Linked DNA regions of Homo sapiens: all the other regions are linked to region 1. Evidence: chromatin loops called from intact Hi-C (ENCODE). Cell type or tissue: endothelial cell of umbilical vein. All regions are shown on one strand. Links, peaks and the distances in the headings refer to the core of each region. The heading gives the core; the rest is flanking DNA.

Region 1 (7,095 bases), core at 1,451-5,450:
GGACACTGCTGTGAAGGCTGATAGTGCAGAGGGTCATCTCTTTGGCAACCAGACAGCTTGTCATTTTTTATTTTCTTGTTTGTAAAATCCATGTGTAATAATCACCAGGACTCCTGATATTCACACAGAGAATTGCTTGTGGCAAACATTTTTAACCGCCAAACTAAGATCTTTCTTAAGATGAAGAAAGATAAGCAGCATTGTTTTTTAGAGATGAGTTTATCATCTCCTCCTCCACACCCATTAGTCCTCAGAAAAGCTATTTCTTGAAACTGAATTTGGAGCTTCTAAAATGGCTTTCACAGTGTTGGTCTCTTCATCTGGGGATTATGGTACTTAGGGAGTGGAGACTTTCAAAGTGAACCTTCCACATTTTTCCAAAATCTTTTGTGGCATAATTTGTGCCTACCTGAGAGCGCATTTTTTCTTTTTATGAGGTTGTGATTTTAATATATATACATACACGTGCACACACACACGTGCGCATGCACACACACACACAAAAGCATAACAGCGGCTATGAGAAAGAAACACTTCTGCATGAAACACAGAAGGAGCGGGCGAATAGCTGACCAGGGGAAAGTATGAGATGGTGTTCAGGCCTCATGGTAGTTAGGATTAGGAAATGTCAGGGGCTGTGTTGTATTCTCCAAACTGTAAACTTTGGGAGTCGTACAGAGTGAATGTTAATAAATATTTTTGATAAGGAGGAGGGTTTGGGTTTATAGGGAGCCTAAGAAAGAGAAATGTGGCTGCCCTTCCCCCACAGCTGGCCACTGCTCTGGAGGGGAGAGTATTAGACATTTGGGTGTGGACATAGCAGCATAGGCGAATACCATTGTTAGTCTCCCACCAAATGCTCTTCTGTATTTTGTTACCTATTAAACCATACAAACTCTCCTATATATCATTAAATTATCACTCAGTACAGTACTTGGACAAAATAGGAATAGTCTACTGTTAACTGTTTTTAGATTAATGACTTTGAATTTTTCCTAAGAGAGATTTTAAGAAGTTAGATAGTCTAATCGCATGAGTCCCAAATATAAAAAACAAAGGCTCTGCAGGTTTAAGTTTTCCTTTGCCTTTTCTTAAGAATTTAAATATTTTTCTTCAGAGGTTTTCCTTGGGCTCTTAGATAATGAGTAACAAAAATGAAGGAGGGATACCAAAAGATATTTCAAAACATAATTGTGTCCTTAAAAACATGGTAATAATTGACAGGGTTTTTAAAATGAGAGAAGTTTCTAGCTAAATGCCCTGCTTCACATCCCCACTCCCCACACTGAGTACTTTGTGGAAAATATGTGGTAGCTGTTTGGGAAGAAGTATTAAGTTTGTGAAAAGACATGAAGAGTTGCCAGGACCACGGTAAGCAAAGGATTGAGAGAAGGAAAAAGGTGAACAGAGCTAGACCCTAAAAGGATGCTAAGATCCCTTGAGAAGTCTTTTAGTAAGAAGCCCTCCTTAGACTGCGAGTGCCTAGTGGACAGGAATGCATCTCACTGGTCCTTGCAGTCTTCTTCCCCGCCCCTGCCTTTGTACTTGAAGGCCATGGTCATCTGGGTGCACTACAATTCAAGTCTGTGAGGTGAGGAGAAAAGGGTGGGTGAGGTGTAGTTCATCGTCTGGAGGCCTCAGTATTGTCAAGACCACCCCCCCCCTTTTTTTTGTGAGTGCACAAGACTCTTAATCACCTTTTCATTTGGTTGCGTCAGGAGCCTCATAGCAGCATGCTACTGACAGGTGATTGTGAACTAAGTGTTATAGCAGAAGGAAACAGAAAATGAGAGAATGTCAACTTGAAGCCATGTGTGTTTTTGTGAACATCATTTGCCACTTTCTTAAAGAGCCCCAGTTAGAGAAAAAATAATGCAGGAATCGAATTTTAGTCAGCTTGTTAGGTTCTGAACTGGACAGACTTTGTACCTTGGCATATGAGTAGCCATTCTAGAACCTTTTGAACTTTTGCCACCAAGTAATTCTGGAAAGGCTGACAGCCAGCAGTAGGTAATGGAAAAAGCCAGTATCCTCTGCCCGAGAAATTAAGGTGTGTATTATTCAGGTGGTTAAAGAAACTGCCTACCACAACAGCAATAGCTGGTAAGTAGCAGGATCATTCAGAGATGAAGGGATGGATCACAGGATGGTTGCTGTGCTGGACTTTCTCCCTAGAATTCATGATCATTGGCCAGGAGTGGTGGTTTACGCCTGTAATCCCAGCACTTTGGGAGGCTGAGGCGGGTGGATCATGAGGTCAGGAGATCGAGATCATCCTGGCCAACATTGTGAAACCTCATCTGTACTAAAAATACAAAAAAATTAGCTGGGCATGGTGGCGTGTGCCTGTAGTTTAAGCTTCTCGGGAGGCTGAGGCAGGAGAATCGTTTGAACCCGAGAGGCGGAGGTTGCAGTGAGCCGAGATCACGCCACTGCACTCCAGCCTGGGCGACAGAGCGAGACTCTGTCTCAGAAAAAAAAAAAAAAAAAAGAATTTGTGATCATTGTAGGAATTCGCAGTGTAGGGGAAATGGTACAGATTTTATAATCAGGAAAGACCTGTATTCAGTTCTCCATTTGACCACTTTCTGCCAGAGCCATGGGAACAGTTTTTTAATTTCTCTGACCCTGTTTCCTCACTTGGGAATATGACTTTTGCAGATCTGTTGGAAAATATTAAGGCCAAGAGGGATTTAAAATGAGATGTTGTCTAGCACTGAGTAGGAGCTTAATATCTATCCGTTCCTTTCTGCTTCAGTCAAAACTGAGCTTCATATGTAGAATGATTATTGTTTGTATTACATTCTCCATTTTGAGTATGGAACCATGAATGCCAACAGCTTGATAATAAAAGGAGCCGTTTGTCAAGAGACAGTCCTGTAAGCGCTTTTTAACCTGGTAGACTGTGCATGTAAGGGCAGGCAGGTTACAAATGCGAATCCCCATAGCCAGCACACTCTACATACAGCAGATTCTTAAGCCATCTGTGTACTCTTTTTAACACTGTACTGAAGTCCACTTAAGTCAGAGTTCAACAAAATGAATGAATGTAATCCCAGGACTATGGAACTTCTCTGTGATTACATAGCACAGAGAACTACGGAATCATTTTCTGGAAGAATGCACCATGCGATTATGCTCCATGTGGAATTGGTATATATAAATGTTGGTAGACTGTGAGGATGAGGTTGACAGGTTGATCTGAGTAGAGACCCTAGGAGGAACCGAGGATACTATGTAGTTTTGTTGTTGTTACTGTTTTGCAGTTCCTGGCTGCTCTGTGTTGGCAGCTGTGTGCACGCTTTCTCTTTTGAGCCAGCGAGGCACAAGACAAGTAATTTCCCATCTTGAATCTCTCACAGCTGCTGAGCTGTAGTGGATATACTGGGATGTGGCTATGAACTTTAAAAATTTGCATAAATCCAGCCCCTACTCCCCTGCAAAGGCTCAGTCTTGTCTTTACACCTTCCCCGAGGTAATTATTTTCTGGGGGGTAGGGGTGGGGGTTGGGAGGGTGAAGAAAGGAAGAAAAAGAAGGCCGATCACACTGGGCACCGGCGGAGGAAGCGTGGAGTCCATTGATCTAGGTACTTGTGGGGAGGGGAGAACCCGAGCAGCAGCTGCAAACGGAAGGGCTGTGAGCGAGCGGGCGGGCGGGTGGCTGGCAGCGAGGCCACCAGCAGGGGGGGCCCGGGCCGAGGCCGCGCCACCTCGGCACCACGCGGGCAGCCGGTGCGGCGGGGTCGCCACGGCCAGGGGAGCGCTGGGTGCCCACCATGGCAGTTATGCAAGCGGTGACCCCCTGGTCTTGCCTCCCCGCCGCCCTGCACTCCTTCCTCCCCGCTGCCGACACTTGGATCTCTCTAGCTCTTTCTCTCCCCTGTGTTTTCAAACAGGAAGTGCACGGCTGTCTATAACGTGCTGCCGGGTCTCAGGATGGAGGAGTGAAGTCTCCTGTCGCCGTGGTTCCAGCCTCCGGAGCTCGCCCAAGCCGCGTCCCCAGAGAGCGCCCTGAGAGAACAGGGTGGCCGCTTGGTCCAGGTGCGCGGGGTCGGGTCTGGGTCCAGGGAGCGGGTCGGGAAGTCTGCGGCACGGAGCACTGCTAGTGTCGGATCTGCATCTCCAGCTCTGTGCTGCAGCTTCACTTGCCCGCCCCCCACCACTGGCTTCTCACCCGGGGTCTCTGCCAAACTCTGGCTGCTGCCGCCCTGGGTTCGGGCCGGCGGAAGGCCCTGGGCGTGCGCTGCGGAGCCGCCTGCGAGGACTCCACTAGGGCGCTTTCCAGGCTGGACTGCCCCGGGCTGCGCTGGAGCTGCCAGTGCTCGGGGAGTCTTCCTGGAGTCCCCAGCTGCCCTCTCCACCCTCTCCTCCAGCTGCTGCTGCCTGAAGCAGCAGCTCTTTGTTCCTCCCTTACTGGTCTGGGGTCATACACATAAATGTCCTGGGAGGCAGGGTGGTGGGAGGGTAAGGGGTTGGGACGTAGGGAAGAGGAAGAAGATGAGTTGTGGGTGAAGTGTAAGGTGGACAGGAGAAAAGAATCTTAGTGTCCATGCTCAGAAATCAGCTCTTCAGCTGCTGAAACAGAGGACCCCGGTTCCTTGGTTTCTGTTTTGGGAAAGCCAGGCCATGCCAAACAGAGGGAATTAATGATGCAGGCACACACCGGAAAGGTAGGGACCAGGAATGAGGCACAGCAGCGAGTTCTGAGATGTTTAGTCTGGTGTCTGGCTTGTTAACTCCACTGTGGTTTCTGAGCCAGGCCTCCTCGCTGAGACAGAAGGTACTTTAACATATGAGCCAGGCATCTTTATTAATTCCATTTGTCATCAAAGTAAAATTGAGAGTGACTTTTCTCAAATTCACCAGGTAGATTATACTTTCACTTCCACATCGTGTTCCATCTCAAATGTTCATAGGAGAATAAAACACTAGGGTTGGTTTTATGCTACAGACGTTTTGCATCTTTATTTCCCTGGCAGGTCCAATCTTTCTCCAGAATAACTCAGATTGACTTCTCCCCCCAGTGAAAGCCTAGCCTTGTTTTACCGCCTGTTTATCTACCTGGTGAAACTCTAGTCTTGGGGAGGACACTAAGGGGAGTGGGATGGCTGAGAATAATCAGTTTGATGGGATCATTATATGGCCTCAAATTAAATGTTTGAGCCCTGTTAAAGCCAGTAGCATCTTCTTAATTTTTATTTCCGAGGAAGGGATGTGAGCATATGACTAGAGGGGAGGAAAGTGAGACTCTGCCAAAGAAGATCTCTCCCTGTAGCACAGAGGAAAAGTGAATCTGTGTAGCACAGTATCACATACACTGCGCGCTTTCACTTTATCGGGTAGCCAAGCCATCTAAGGAGTCAGGGTTAGGTGTAGAATTTACATTCATGACGTGGGATGCTGACTATAGCATTCTGATGCTGAAAATTTTATCATAAAACATATTTACTACATAATTAAGTTTGCTTTGAAAGGAAAATTTACCAGGGTGGTACAAATTTACCAGCTTGAGTACAAAACATGTAATCAATAAGTACATGGCATTAAGTAGCCAAAATGCACTATGAAAACTGAACAATTAAACTTATCCTTCCTAGATAGACATGAACTTCGTAAGTTTGAATTTAATTGTGAGATGGCTGTGTTTATGCCTCTTCTTGCCAAATACGTCATGAAAAGTGAGAAAGTAATCGAGAGAGATTCTTTTTATTTTGAGACGGTTTTTCATTCTGTCACCCAGGCTGGAGTGCAGTGACGTGATCTCAGCTCACTGCAATCTCTGCCGCCTGGGTTCAAGCGATTCTCCTGCCTCAGCCTCCTGAGTAGCTGAGATTACAGGTGCACGCCACCACACCCAGCGAATTTTTGTATTTTTAGTAGAGACAGGGTTTCACCATGTTGGCCAGGCTGGTCTCGAACTCCTAACCTCAAGTGATCTGCCCACCTCAGCCTTCCAAAATACTGGGAGGCCACCACACTCAGCCAGTCAAGAGAGATTCTTGAAAGACCTGTACAACCATAGTGTTTTGCAGCTACTTTTTTTTTTTTATTTTTGAGACGGAGGAGTTTTGCTCTTGTTGCCCTGGCTGGAGTGCAATGGTGCGATCTTGGCTTACCACAACCTCCGTCTCCCGGGTTCAAGCGACTCTTCTGCCACAGCCTCCCGAGTAGCTGGGATTACAGGCACGCACCACCTCGCTCAGCTAATTTTGTATTTTTAGTATTGATGGGGTTTATCCATGTTGGTCAGACTGGTCTAGAACTCCTCACCCCATGATCCACCCGCCTCGGCCTCCCAAAGTGCTGGGATTACAGGAGTGAGCCACTGCACCCAGCCACTGCCTCTACTTTTATACCTATGTGTGTTCCTTGCCCCCCAGTTTATTAATTTATTTGGGGACTTTCTTTAGCATCTGTCACTCTGCTCTAAGATACAGTAGAACAGCTTTTGTGAGCCTCCAAATCTCCCATTTAAGAACAGAGTCTCCTTCTATTCTAGTGATATTTAAACTCAGAAATCATAACTGGCCTTTAGATTGTCATGTTCTGTTTACACAGTGTATATGATGTATTTTTTTTTTTTTTTTTACTCCTTTCAACAGAGCTAAACTCTTCTTGCTCCTTTCAATGATGTAGTGAAGTAGGATTCATTTTCTCCAGTTTATGGAGAGAGGAAACAGGCTGATGAGATGTAACTTGTCAGTGGTCGTATTAGTAAATGGAGTTGTTGGGACCTGAACAAGGTCTTCTGATGTAATCCGTGGTTCTTTTGTAGTCTGGAAAGCCGCTGCCTAAGGAAGAGGTGGCAGTGCTGATTCAGGTGGTCCTTTGCCATTCCAAAAGAAAGCTGGATTGCCTTACCAAATCTCCAGGTTTTTCGTTATACCTCTTCACTCAGGCTCTGCCCAGAACTCAAGGTTTGTTTTCATTTTTAAAGCAGTTTTTTTTTTCATATTTGAAATTTACACTTCCTGTGTGTCTGTGACTAGATTTAGCTGTGTTTGCACCAGTGTGATTTGTATTCTGCCAAAATTCTAGTAGTATATTTTAATTTACAGATACCTTTTGTCAGGTTTTAGTGAGCAAGTATCTTTC
Region 2 (7,095 bases), core at 1,386-5,385, 110 kb after region 1:
GGTCACACAGCTGATATGAAGTGAGCTTGTGACTTCACATCCCAGGATTTCTACCAGCCATCATGCAGCCCCAGGTGAAATGCCTTCTCACTCCATTCTATTTCCCTCCTCAGGGCTTTGTGCTTAGGAAGCTCTGTTAATCGTTTTTGTTGGCTGGCTAACTTTGTGCCATGGGGCCAAGAGGAAAAGAAAGCATTTTTTATTTTTCTGATATCTCTTCATGGAGGCCAAAACCTAAAGGTCTCAATGATCCAGAGTCATCAAGACACAAAAAGGCAAAGGTGTCAGGACCTTTCTTTATGGACCTTGTCCCTGGATTGTGTTGCACTGTTTGCATAAAGTTAAACTTTAAATTTGCATATCTAACCTGTGGTTACCAAGTTGTTCTGGTCTGGATAATCCTTGGTTTCAGCCTGGAGCAAGCAGAGAACAATCTCCTCTCAAACTTTGTGCTGCTATTCCACCTTGAGAAGGTTTGGTTAACAAGTCAATCTTAATATTAAAGAAAAGTGATACCAGACTGGAGAAAATACTCAACACAGTACATTCCGAATGTACTTTGATAATTTTGGAGGTGGTTAGAAGCTTTGGTCCCTTTAAAGAAAGCCCCTTGGGACAGCTTGCAGACTATAGCTAGAAGCAAGTTAGAGGTTAGAGAAGTCAGTTTCTTTCTTTAAAAAAAAATTTTTTTTTAAGAGACAAGGTCTTGCTGTGTTGCCCAGGCTGGAGTGCAGTGTGCAATCATAGCTCATTGCTGCCTCAAACTCCTACCCTCAAGGGATCCTCCCACCTCAGCTTCCCCAATAGCTAGAACTATAGGCAGGCAACAGCATGTCGAGGGGCTAATTTTTTTTTTTTTTTTTTTTTTTTTTTTGTAGAGACAGGGCCTTGCTATGTTGCTCAGACTGGTCTCAAACTCCTGGCCTCAAGCGATCCTTCTGCCTCTGCCTCCCAAAGCTCTGGGATTATAGGTGTGTGTTACCGCACCAAGCCAAATAAGCCATTTTCTAAAATAAAAAGTTTTATCCTTTCTCCCTCATTCTTTCTCTTGTCACAGTGTTTTTAATTGGTTACCAAATAGCATTCTAAATAAAAAAAAATTTTTTTAATTATTAGCATACATTTTACCACTTATCTGTATATTATACAATGTTCTTTTAAAATGCAAATATGGCCAGGCAGGGTGGCTCACGCCTGTAATCCCAGCACTTTGGGAGGCTGAGGCGGGCGGATCACAAGGTTGGGAGTTCGAGACCAGCCTGGCCAACATGGTGAGACCCCCCCATCTCTACTAAAAATACAAAAAAAATTAGCCGGGCATGATGGCAGGCGCCTGTAGTCCCAGCTACTTGGGAGGCTGAGGCAGGAGAATCGCTGGAACCTGGGAGGTTCAAGTGAAGGTGAGAAAGAGAAATCAAGAATGTCAACTAGATTTATGTTTTGATCAACACATACCAGGTGACACCATTTCCTGAGAGGTAAAACAGCAACAACAAAAATAACAACTTGTATTTCAGACAAATAGAAAATTATGAAGAATAACTTAACTTCTAAAACATTCATTTGTATGTATGCTGATGCAAATTTCATTTAGAATCTGACGTTAAAATGAAGAGAGAAGGGCAAATGCATCTAAGACTTTAGAATATTTTTGGTAATAATGTGTTAGGTAAGAAAAGAATATCTGGATAAGCGATGTAACTACTCTGGCAAATGATGTTTTACATTATAATGCAAGTTAAATAGACTATTTTGCCTATGCCTGGAATTTTCCAGTGGAGGTAGATGATTTCTTAGAACAGGGATGAGTGGAAAGTTAGGGTATTTCTGAAGACCCACTAGTGAAATAGCAGTGTTTCTCCCTCAGAGATTGTTCCCTTTTTGATTCCTATGACTAATTCTGTCATTTGCAGGAGTTTAAGAAAAAGTTACATTTTTTTTCCAGCTATGTCTCTAACACATTTTTCTGGCACTGTTTATAAGCTCAAATTTCCAGTTGAAAGGATGGTTAAGATTGAATTACTCTTCAAATTCCTTTTTCCTTTCACAGTTGTTTTTCCTTGACGAAGTCTCTTTGTCACTATCAAGGTTAAGTGAAGTCACTATTGAAGGAAAGAACAGAAGGAATTTGGAATGCTTTTCCATTAACTTCTGAACCACAGTGACTTATTCCTTGAGAATCTCCAGTAAGGCTTAGGGTCTTTCGGATAAGTCATTTTGGAGAAATGTTTTCTTCTTTTGCTGTTAGGTTGACATGGCAAAAGAAATAATATTATTTGTGTTAACCTTTGTCCTAGTATGTTATTGCTCAAAGCAAGGTTGTAGATACCATGAGAATTATGCCTAAATGATACAAAATTGCATTTTCACCACCCAGTACTGCACATGGCAGATATTTGGTAGGCATTAGTTGAATTACAAATTCCAAGAATCTGCTAGAAATCGTAGATTGGTTCCTTTCATCTTGCAGATAGCGTGATGGAAGAAGAGGAGTTGAAAGCTTTTAGCTCCTAGGCAAAAAGTCACATGTTGTTTAGAAATCTCACTATTTCCTCTGAAATTGAAGGCATCATATTTTTAAGGACATTTTGTAGAGCAAGGCCCTGAATCTGAAACCACCTTTGCAGAGATTATGATAGCGAGACCAGTCTAGCATGGCTGACTCCATCTTGCTTCTAGCCTCACAGCCTGGCTGTCTTTCCTCATTGCTGGGCATAGACCAAGCTAACCATGGGAGGAATTTAGTCATATAGTCATAGTTTACCTTTTTTTTTTTTTTTTTAACTAAATAGGGATGAGGTCTTGCTATGTTGACCAGGCTGGTCTCAAACTGCTGGTCTCAAGCCATACTCCCATCTCGGCCTCCCAAAGTGCTTGAGATTACAGGCATGAGCCACCACTCCCAGCCTATAGTTTAACTTTAAAGCAAGATGATAATAGTCCTTTTCTAAAAGTAATCTCTTTATTAACAGACTGAAACCACCTTTGTAAGACTGAGAGACCACAAGATTAAGATTATGGGAGGGGCCTGAATTCTGCTAAACTACAGGCATATTTTATATAATCCTTACTGCTCAGGAGTCATGTGGTCAGAGTCATGTGGTCACAAGATTTGTGACTTCCCCAGTTGCTCATGTAGATAACATCACTAATGTAGAACCTAAAATTGGTCTTTTGAGATACTTTTCAGATTTTTACATTCTGGCAACTGATTGACCTCACCCAGACCTGAGGCTCAGGCTTCAGCCAGTCCTGTGGCCCCACCCAGAGGCTGACTCAGTGCACGTAATTGTTTTCCACACCCCTGTGATTTCATTCCTAACCTATGAGCAGCACCCCTTCCCTTGCTCCCTACCCACCAAATTATCCATAAAAACCCTGGCCTCTGAGTTGCTGGGGAGACTGATTTGAGTAATAACTTCAGTTCTGCTTGGCTGGCCTTGTGTTAATTAAACTCTTTACTGCAATAATACTGTCTCAGTGAATTGCATTTACCTGTGCAGTGGGTAAGAACCTGTTAGGCAATTACAAATCCATAAACATAGCCTTTATAATTATCTTGCTAATTCTGTATGCAAACTTCTTTAAAATTTTTTAAAAATTATTTATTGTTTTTATTTTACTTTATTTTATTTTTATTTTAGAGAAAGACAGGATCTTGTTCTGTCACCCAAGCTGGAGTACAGTGGCATGATCATAGCTCACTGTAACCTTGAACTCCTGGACTCAAGCGATCCACCTGCCTTAGCCTCCTGAGGAGCTGGGACTACAGGTGTGTGCCACCACACCTAGCTAATTTCTTTCTTTCTGTCTTTTTTGGAAAAAACAGGGTCTCGCTATGTTGCATAGGCTGGTTTTGAACTCCTGGCTTCAAGCAATCCTCTCATCTCAGCCTCCCAAAGTGCTGGGTTTACAGGCATCTGAGCCACCCCACTCCAGTTATATGTAAACTTTCAAGTTTCTATTTAGTTTGCTTGGCAGGATAAGGGAGATCCTCCCCACCCCCACTCCATCTAGGGAGAGCTTTTAGGATAAAAAAAACTCTGTGGTAGGAAGTAAACAAACATTCTCAACTGACAGACTTTTGAACTGAAAAGGGCCAGGAAGACAACAGAAACTCCTTTACCACAATGATATAATAGGGTGAAGTGAAGAACATATTAATATGCTGGGAAAAAAAAAAAAAACCCAGGCATGGGGCTAGAGTACATGCCTGTCATCCCAGCTACTCAGGAGGCTGAGGCAGGAGAATCACTTGAGCCCAGGAGTTGGAGGCCGTTCTGGGCAACATAGTGATATTTCAGCTCCAAAAATTTAAAAAGCCTGAAAAATACTTTGCTCCTGTGTTACTGACCCCCATTGTCTTTGAAAGATGAGCAATACTGATTATGGGGAAATATTTGTCCTTAGGTATTTCAGGAGGAAATTGGCCTCAGCCATCAGCCCTCACTGCCCAAGGGGGAAAAGCATTTCAAGAAGTTCCACTACAGGGGTAGCCACATTCCTCCCACTTTAGAGTCAGCAGAAGGATAAGCCAAGGGAATCTGCCTTTAACACTCAGCAGAAGCCCAAGGCATTCATCTTTGCACTTCATAAGAAGAGACAGCAGCAACTGGGACCACTTTCTCTTTTTGAGAATGGGACTGATTTCTGAGGCAAAGGGATGGGATCATTAGAAAAGGAATCTCAGAGGGAAGATCGAAGAGGAGGACAGCAGAAACCTGAGGAGACAGAGAGCAAGGTAACAGCCATTTGGGATATCTTGTAAAGGTCTAAATTGTGAGTCCTTGTCCCGTCTGCTCACCTCCTTTCCTCATATGGTCGTAGGGAGCAGGTTACTCAGAGAGGGTTATAACTGTTGGTCCTCCTCTTCCGAATGATTTTGCAATGCTTATCTACATTTTTTTGGAAAAGATTAGTGTCCAGAGGGTGTTTGAGCTTGCGGAAATGGATGCATATGTGTTTGAGAAACAAATATCCTGATCAGTTGGTGGTCCCTAGCAGAGATGGGTCCGAGAGGGTTACAGGCCAGACTCCCCCCCATAACTAAGATAAGGAGGAGTTTACTGGTGTTGGGGCTCAAAACACAGTGCCCTAAAGTGTGGTGCTTTGGCATGCTGAGTACTTTGAACTGAAGGAGATTGCAAGGGCCTCAGAAGCAACATATTTCCGACCTTCTCCCACCCTCCTATCTCCAGACTCTCTTTCTCCCCTGAAGCAACTCATAAAACCAGAATAAGTCTTCCTCAAGATGGGTCATAGAAATTCTAACTCCTCTCCCCTGAAGCAGGCCATAAAACCTAGAAATGTCACTCTCTGACATTCTCCCCTCTTCCCTGAAGACCTTCATGTGACAAGTGTCTTGTGCTATACCCAGAGCTACATAGGGGGCCAAGAAGAAGCAGAACAGACAGGCCTTGCTGCATTCCCCTCAGTTGATTACCATTATTGCAGCATACCCTTGTTGTCCAATCTCATTTCTACGTGACTGTCCATTTGTCAGCAAACCTAAGCATAAGAATACCCAGCTTTTCCTGGGTCTTTGGTTCTTCATTTCTGAAGTCTCCCATGTCATTTAAAACTTTGTTAAATAAATTTGTCATGCTTTTCTCTTGCTAACTTGTCTTTTGTTATAGAAGTGTCTGCCATGACCATTGTGATGAGTGACGAAGGAGTATCGTACCTGTTTGTCCCTCCACAGGCTAGCAGATGACTCGCTAATCGTAGGAGACAAGCTATCTCCTTTGCCTTGACTAAACCTTGAAAACTAGCAAAACTCATCCACATAGCAGAATAGGAAGGCATTCCTGACACACCTGGGTCACATGAGATTTAATTGTTTTTATTACAAGGCCTTTTGTGAGGTCTTGCAAGCAGTGGGGAAATTACCAACTGGACTACTATTTCTTTCACAAATGCTAATTAAATGCCTTTAGGTGGCAGACTCTTTTCTTTTTTTTTTTCTTCTTGAGACAGAGTCTCACTCTGTCGCCCAGGCTGTAGTACAGTGGCAAGATCTCTGCTCACTGCAAACTCTGCCTCCCGGGTTCAAGTGATTCTCCTGCCTCAGCCTCCTGAGTAGCTGGGATTACAGGCAGGTGCCACCATGCCCGGCTAATTTTTGTATTTTTGGTAGAGACGGGGTTTCACCACACTGGTCAGGCTGGTAGGTGGCAGACTCTATGTCAAGTTCTATGCAAATTAATTGTTTTTGGTCTCTGACCTTAAAGATCTCATAATCTACTGAGGAAGACAACCATGAAGAGATAATTCAATTTAATTCAATTGGATTGAAGAAAAGACTGAGAAACAAAGACTGGTCAACATAGTGAGACCCCGTCTCTACAAAAACTAAAAAAAAAAAATGAGCCAGGCACAACAGTATGCACCTGTAGCCCCAGCTATTTGGTAAGCTGAGGCAGGAGGATTGCTTGAGCCCAGGAGTTTGAGACCAGCCTCAGCAACATAGTGAGACCCTGTCTCTACAAAAAATTTAGCCAGCTATGGTGGCATGCATCTGTAGTCCCAGCTACTCAGGAGACTGAGGCAGGAGGATTGCTTGGGCCCAGGAGGTTGAGGCTGCAATCAGCATGATCAGGCCACTGTACTCCAGCCTGGGTGACAGAGTGAGACCTGTCTAAAGAAAAAAAAAAAAAAAAAGACAGAAATGAGATGAATTAGTCCACCTAAGAGATGATAGAGATCTGAACTGATGCAGTGGCAGGAAAGATTCAATGGGAGAGGGAGGCTGAGAGATATTTCTGAAGTAGATGCAAATGGATTTCATAGGTAATTGGATACTGCAGAATGGGGGGTTGCAGTGCGGGGTAAGAAGTTCTTGGGCTCCTGTTGGGTAATTCTGACCTCACTTATTTAAAATAATAATAATAAACTTGAAGTTTAAACATCGATATTGCCAAAGTGAAAGGAAACACCTGAGAAGGCAGTCTGACTTGCTTTTGTTGTGTACTGCTCCACATGATCATGTTTGATTCAACTGACAGTTAAAGGATTTTGAACCTGGGCCCTTCTTGTGGGTTCCAAGGCAAGCCACAGCATGGCACTTACATCCGAGGGTGTCAAAGCTGTCCCTGG
Region 3 (7,095 bases), core at 1,938-5,937, 65 kb after region 1:
CAGCTGTAAGTGACCATCTGACCACTGGTGAATTCAAGAAAGTTGGACCTTCAGGCTCTTTTTGGAGTTAATGGAGCATCCTGTAGTTTAACAGATGTGAAACTGTTTTTAGAGATATCAGCTGCCTGCTGGTCTGGTTCCTGGGCTGTGCCTTTTCGGTTCAGCCCAGGGGAAAGGGAGGAAGGAAATAAAATGAAATGAGTTCATTCACTTTTCTTCCTTAAAAGGACTGCAGGAATACAGGAGGACAGGGGCATCTGAACTCAGTGAATTAACTTGTTCTTCTGTCTGCTCCAGGTTATTTCCTTTGGTTCTTGCTGACATGCTTTACCTGGAGCTCTATTGGCCACTCCTGCACTGCACAGGTATTAGGACCAGACTCTGTAAGGCTGCAGGGAGGGATGTAAACACCTTAGCATCCAGAGTCATGACTTAGTAGAAAACACGTCAGTTTTATTATGAGACCTAAGTTTGAGTCCCAGTGCCACTACTATTAATTAGCTGGGTAATATTGGGCAATCTTGGAGTTGAACTTTTTGAACAGTTTTTTCCCTAACTTGAAGTTGGTAATAACATTTACTTTACAGGATTGTTGAATGGTTGTGAGGATGAATTAAAATGTTGACCGCGTTAAAGTCATTTTGTAAGCCATCCAGTATCCTTGCTGTTATAGTTCTATGCACAGCTGATTTTTTAGTTGCAGGCAAACGAATTTTTACATGGAAGTACTTGATTTTGGAGGTTTTAAATAACCCTTTTATAAAGGATTGATAGTTTAAAATAGTTGGTTGTAAAAATGAAAAGGAACTTGGAAAGAAATGTCATGCTGCCCTTCAGATTTATTTCAGCACACATAAAAGAAGCCTCTTAAGAGTTAAGTTTTCACCTGTGTCATTTGGCTTAGAAAATAGTTTGAAGAAACTTTTCAAGGGGCTAATGCTCTACAAGGGTCAAAAACCTATTTCCATGTGCTAAGACATCAATAATATTTTTAATAGGGCTGTTTCTCTTTTGAATATATGTTAATTGTTTCCCTCTAAGAATTCACACAGAAATTGGATATCATATTTTGGACTGCCTCCCAAGACTTTTATGGGATGGAATATGGTCAAATACTCATTCATGAACAAATAAAACCAAACAGATTTGTTTCCCTCTCACCACATTTTTGCACATATATCTTTAATAAATATTCACTGAAAGCTGTGAGCTATACAAAGCAAGGAAAACTACCCACTATTGAAGTTTGAGGGAGCCAAGTGAATAACCCCTCTTTCCACACCAGTTAGAAAGATAAAGGAGTCAGGCTGGTAGATTGCAAAATATCATCTTTATTACTGATGATGCACTTTGGAGAATATGGCTTTGGGTCTGCAGCCAAGTAGGCCTCCAGAAATTTTATCCCTGAATTAGATAAAACTACCCACCTTTTCTTGGCATGCCAGAATAATGGAAGCTGGTACCCTGCAGGGGAAAGCTGCTTTCCCCCAGCAGGAGAGGAGTCCAGAATTCGTGACCTTTGCAGACAGGCAAATCTCAAAGAGGACGAAGAGGAGGAATTAGTGAGGGGGCAGCAAGGAAGGCCCGGTGTATTGTAAGGAATTCTCTCTTGGCGATGTAACATGAAGAGAGTGAGTAAGTGTCCTCTTACCTCAACACCTGCAGTAGGGTCTTCAAAGGTAGCTGAGACCTGACCCCTGCTTACCAGGGACATTGAATGGGGAAGGAAGAGAAGACCTCTCTACAATTGTATTTGAACAGTTGTCCTTCTTCGCAGCTTTAGCTAAGGCTGTAAATGCAAGTGGGAGCACATTTTTATGGGGCAGCCGCATTGTTCCCTGGTGTTTTAACTGCCCCCCAACTGCTGTTTACTTCTCACATCTGAATCTTCTTTCAAGCATCACTTTTAGGCTTAAAAAAATCCCTATTTGACTAAAGAAAATGAGCGGAACAATTCCTCTTTATAAAATGCTAAACAGAACAAGACATCTGGTACTGTACACACTGTAGCCCAAAGGTGAATTTTACCCTCAATATAAGCAGAGTATGCTGTATGTCAACAGTCAGCTCAAACAGAAGCTCGAGCATCGCTGTAGAGCCGCTATCATCACTGAAGGGAATTCATCATTATCCCTGTTAGTAATTTCATAGCTTTGGAAACTGGTTTATAGTACTTAACTGAAACAACCCCAAAATCCCACCCCTGACTCTGCCTTTTCTATTTTCCCCAACTTCTGTTCCCTTTCTAAAGAACAAGATTTTGTGGAATTTAAAGTAGACTGTGACTGGCCAGGTTGCTGCTTGCTCACAATGCCTGTCCTGTGTGTTGGCTTTCTCAGCCAAACTTTTGGGAGCCAGTTGTCACCCAGGACCCAAGGCTGGCATTCTTTGGAAAAACCTGCCTGTGTGTTGTGCCAAGTTGTGTTAGCCACTCCATGTTATTCTTAGATGGGCTCTGGAGTATGACCAGCCTGTGTGCATGCATTTGTAGTAGGCACTGGATAAGAACTGGAGTAATGACTACAGAAGTGAACGGTCACAGCTCTAACCTGCTGAGTCATCTCAGCTCAGCCTTGCTAGCAAGGCCTCCCAGGCTGCATATAGTTTGCTTTTCCTGTTCGTTGCATTCCAACCTGTCAACGGCTATTTTCTGAAGGTCTGTGGGGGCTCATGTAGAAAAGGAATAGGTCTGGGTGGAGGCCAAGAATCTGAATTTGTATCATGTACCCTAGCTCATCTTAATTCAAGTGTTAGTCTGTAAGAAACAGAAGAATGGGTAACTCAACTCCTCCAAACAAATCTGTCAGCATTTACTCATGCAGGAAGGCTATTTTCATGTATCACGTTCAGAACACAAAGGGTCCCAAAGGGCTTCCCATCTATCTTTCAGGTGTTGGGCTTCCTGTCTTCCACTGTGTCTTTTTTTTTTTTTTTTTTTTTTTTTTGATACTGAGTCTCACTCAGTTGCCCAGGCTGGAGTGCAGTGGTGTGATCTTGGCTCACTGCAACCTCCGCCTCCCGGGTTCAGGCGATTCTCCTGCCTAGCCTCCTGAGTAGCTGGGATTACAGGCACAGACCACCACACCTGGCTAATTTTTGTATATTTAGTAGAGACGGGGTTTTGCCATGTTGGCCAGGCTGGTCTTGAACTCCTGACCTCAGATGATCCACCCACCTAACCTCACAAAGTGCTGGGATTACAAGTGCGAGCCACCATGTCCGGCCAGTCAGTTGTTTTAAATCGTGTATTGCCTATGAGCAGATGAGGAAGAGGAATCACACTGTCTATTGAGATTACTGACAACCTTTCTAAGCCTCATTTTCTCAGAGTTTTAGCCTCAAAAGGGACATTGATCAATTTGTAGTCTGATTTCCTTCTTTTCTCAGTTTACAAAGAACTTAGAGGAATTATTTCATGAGTCCCCCAAAATTAGTCATTTCCTACTTTGTGACCCCACAGCATTTTGTTCATACTCCATATTTTAAGTAAACACTGTTTTGTAATTAATGTGTTTATATGTCACTTCTTTCCACCATCACCACCAGCCCCCTTGCGCCAACTGATTTCTTCAAGAGATTGAACCAGGTCTAATTTATGTTTGTCTCCCACCAACCCAGTGACAGATAGATGAATCATGTTGCCTGGAGAGGTTAAGGGATTTGCCTAGAGTAGCAGCCCTGAAATGTGAGTGGCTTTCATAACTCCCAGCCATGTACTTACCACTCGTATGTTGCCAGAAATGTTTTTAAATGATGTGAATTCATGCAAATGAGTTAGGACACAACTTTCCCATTATGTTCCTCTACACTAGCTCATTTATAAAACATTCATAATAGTGATGATGATGATGATGATGATGTCATTACCACCCACCCAACTGTATCATTTTAAGGATCAACCTAAATAATATTTGTGAAAGCTTTGAAACTGGCAAAGCCACCTTATGCAGGTATATAGATTGCTATTACTCTAGTCTGTTGTTATTTCTGTGTAATTTACAAAGTATTTCATATTCATCATCTCACTTCTCGTTACACCTCTGTGAAATAGGTGGTCTCATTGTCATTTCATAGACACAAGAACTGAGGCTGAGCGAGACTAAGTATTTCAACCATAATCACAAATGGATGAAAGAAGACTAGAACCCAGCCAGCCCTCTTGCTTTCTTCCAGTACAGCCACTAGATCAAGGCTGCAGAGTCCCTCAGGGGTGTTGTTATCATCATCATCTGTTGAATCTGTTGCATCTTCTGTTGTGTGTTTAGGTCCTCAGGTCCCTAAAGCCCTCCTGGGTGAGCCCAGGAAAGAGACAACTTCATGAGAAATGAGAGTGAGGCCCTTCTAAGACCAGTTATGTATGTGTGTTGAAATGCTAGTCAGGTTTTTCATTTTATCAAAATGCAGGGCTTAGACACAGAATGCTTTATAAGACAAAGCAAGTTTGATTTTGAATTGGCCGACCATTGACCATGTTGGACCAGCAGCAGCAGCATGTGGATATGTGGGTCCAGGCAGGAGGGGCTAACCTCTCCATGGCTTCTGTCTCAATGGGGAGTTCCTTACTGTGACTCTCAGAGGAAATGAAGGATGATAAATCCAGCTGCTGCTTCCTGTTTCTATAATTTGGGGATTTATTTTTTTAAAGGGTAGAATGCTTTATTTTTAAACCAGTGGAAAATACCCTCAACGTGTTCCTTGTTAGTATTTCCTTGAAATCTAGATGCACTCATTTGAGCTTTAAAGGAGTGGGTGTGTTTGCGTGTGTGTGTGTGTCTGTGTGTCTGTGTGTGTGTCTGAAATTCCCATGATGCTGCCTGAGATGGCTCGCTCTCTTTCAGTTTTTCAACAACAATAACAACAGAATGAAAACCAATTAAGGCAGATTTCACTGGGCAGGAAGCTCTATGTGAGATTGATGACAGTATCTGATTTAGAGGAGGCCTGTAATTTATATCTGTGGTATTACTATCTCTCTGGGTATGCTTGTGCAATTCAGGTCTGGTTTTTCTTCTGCTTGTGATTGTGTCATTAGTAATAAAGTCCCGAGGCATTTAGGAAACACACTGCCTTCTCACATATCATTGTTTACAGACAGTAGCTGTTTGGTATAGATGATTAGGATGCCATTTTTGGAGTTTGATTATGTAGCCCCTGACTCCATAACTAAAACCAATAGGTAGAAATATATTTTACCAGTGCCATTTTTTTTTTCATTTCCTAATTTAAGAGACAGAGGATGTATATGGGGTTCCAATGGTACATCGTTCAGGAGCAGCATAGGAAATTTATCTGGCAAAATAGAATTATAAGAATTTAGTAGGGCCAGGCACGGTGGCTCACGCCTGTAATCCCAGCACTTTGGGAGGCCGAGGCGGGCGGATCATGAGGTCAGGAGATCGAGACCATCCTGGCTAACACGGTGAAACCCCGTCTCTACTAAAAATACAAAAACTTAGCCAAGCGTGGTGGCGGGCGCCTGTAGTCCCAGCTACTTAGGAGGCTGAGGCAAGAGAATGGCATGAACCCAGGAGGCGGAGCTTGCAGTGAGCCGAGATCATGCCACTGCACTTCAGTCTGGGCAACAGAGCAAGACTCCGTCTCAAAAAAAAAAAAAAAAAAGAATTCAGTAAATATACCAAATCCCCTCACTGAGTAAGAATCTTGGCTCTAATTTAAGTCCCTTAGCCCCTCCTTTCATGTTCTTAAAATCATAGCTAAGGTACTATTCTTCTTATAGTGGGTGATCAGTACATATTTTGTACTTACGAACCAGTAGGCCTAAGTGAGTTGTTTATTCTTTTAAGAATTATGGTTACACTTTAATGAATTCAGAATAAAAAATAAATCTTCACAGCCTAAATTTAGTGAAGAGATTATACCGAATATTTGGTCTGACTTTGTTAACAACTTTTTGAAGGTAAGATTTAAAAACTTTGAGACTATGACACTTACTGGAGGACTGTTCCAGCACACTGGATGTTGTAGAAGTCTGGAATTCTCATCTCCATTCTGCCATTTCCTTGTAACAAGTTTCTTGGCTATAAAATAAAGTTGATATTATTTGTTTGTCTCATAGTAGTTTGTGAGGATCAGATTAGTTGGAATCCATGGAATTGTCTTTTAAAAAGTGAGATTATGATAAAGACCTTAGGTAATATTGTTATTAAATGACAGTTGGGTTGTTGTTTCATTTTTTAAGACTTTACTCCTTGTGCCCTTAGGCAGCCTTTGACTACCAGCATTTTGTCACCTTCACTTTAAGGGTTCCTTCTAGTGATTTTTTTTAATTTGTAGAAGCAAATTTAATTTAATTTGAGTTAATCTCTAGTTTAAAATAAGCTGAGGGGGCAGGTATGGGCTTCATAGTGTCAGTCAGATCTGGGTTTGAATCCTGGTCCACCTTGTATTAGCTGTGTGATCTCGGTCGAATTACTCAAACTTTCAAAACCTGTTTTCTCTCAGTAAAACTGAAGCAGTAATACCACTGCTCAGGATGGATAGGACAATTTAATAGGCTCAAGTATGTAAGTGCTTGGTTATTCAGGAGGGGTAATTTTCTTCCTGTCTTCCCCTGCCTATTAGCAGTAGCCTCAGTGTTGAATGGCAAGATACAGCCCAAGATTTTCCTGTAAATATGCCAGCAGTGCACAGCTCCTCCCCTCTCTACCTCATCTTTGTCCCTGTATACCATGGTCAAGGAAATGAGAAGTAAACTAGCCGCTGTAGGTCACTGACACTCTCCTTAGAAATGCTAAATATTTCTTTTCCCACCTTCTTTTCAGTGTAATCTGACCTGAGTTCTCTGAATGCTTGACCTTCCCAGGGAGTTTCAGCGGGTGAGAAAGCCTGACACTGCTTGGATTACTTGAATATATACAGAGCTACTCACTCATATGTCCATGCATTTTTGGGGTTTTTTTTTTTTTAGTTATATAGTTTGTGGAATTATTTTGCAAGTTACCTTTTTCCCTTTAGACTTTTCAAAAAAGAACCTTTTAAAATTTTATGACGGGATAAGCAATATGGTGGTTAGCAAGATTAATGTTTACCAGTTTGCTGAAGGGAAAATCAAACAACATATGTCCAAACTCTGTT

What was found. Peaks named below come from ENCODE experiments on the same cell type or tissue, not always from the same donor. Only the 100,000 strongest peaks of a DNase experiment are listed, where the experiment ranks them.
Region 2: it touches region 1 in a loop (7-fold over the local background); 12 of 110 quality-filtered maps call a loop at or near these places.
Region 3: a loop joins it to region 1, with 5 times the contacts of the local background. A loop is called at or near these places in 29 of 110 quality-filtered maps.

The regions. Positions count from the first base shown.
Region 1 is chr1:89,839,742-89,846,836 of GRCh38, forward strand. LRRC8D (leucine rich repeat containing 8 VRAC subunit D) reads left to right here. Exons shown (of 3, transcript NM_001134479.2): 2 at 3,897-4,041. Among named protein-coding and RNA genes, the nearest start is that of LRRC8D-DT, 21 kb to the left of the region's middle. RefSeq lists silencers at 2,829-3,123, 3,647-3,866. In endothelial cell of umbilical vein, for the core only: a CTCF peak has its summit at 3,654 (motif pointing right); DNase peaks (open chromatin) are centred at 3,630, 3,900 and 4,360; H3K4me3 peaks cover 1,628 bases; H3K27ac peaks cover 1,118 bases.
Region 2 is chr1:89,950,128-89,957,222 of GRCh38, forward strand. No RefSeq gene overlaps it. Among named protein-coding and RNA genes, the nearest start is that of ZNF326, 41 kb to the right of the region's middle. In endothelial cell of umbilical vein, for the core only: a CTCF peak has its summit at 3,262; no DNase peak of the experiment used is centred there.
Region 3 is chr1:89,904,265-89,911,359 of GRCh38, forward strand. The region is part of intron 2 of LRRC8D (leucine rich repeat containing 8 VRAC subunit D); the gene reads left to right. Among named protein-coding and RNA genes, the nearest start is that of LRRC8D-DT, 86 kb to the left of the region's middle. RefSeq lists enhancers at 1,738-2,339, 2,340-2,943. In endothelial cell of umbilical vein, for the core only: no CTCF peak of the experiment used is centred there; DNase peaks (open chromatin) are centred at 2,637, 3,577 and 4,657; H3K27ac peaks cover 3,404 bases.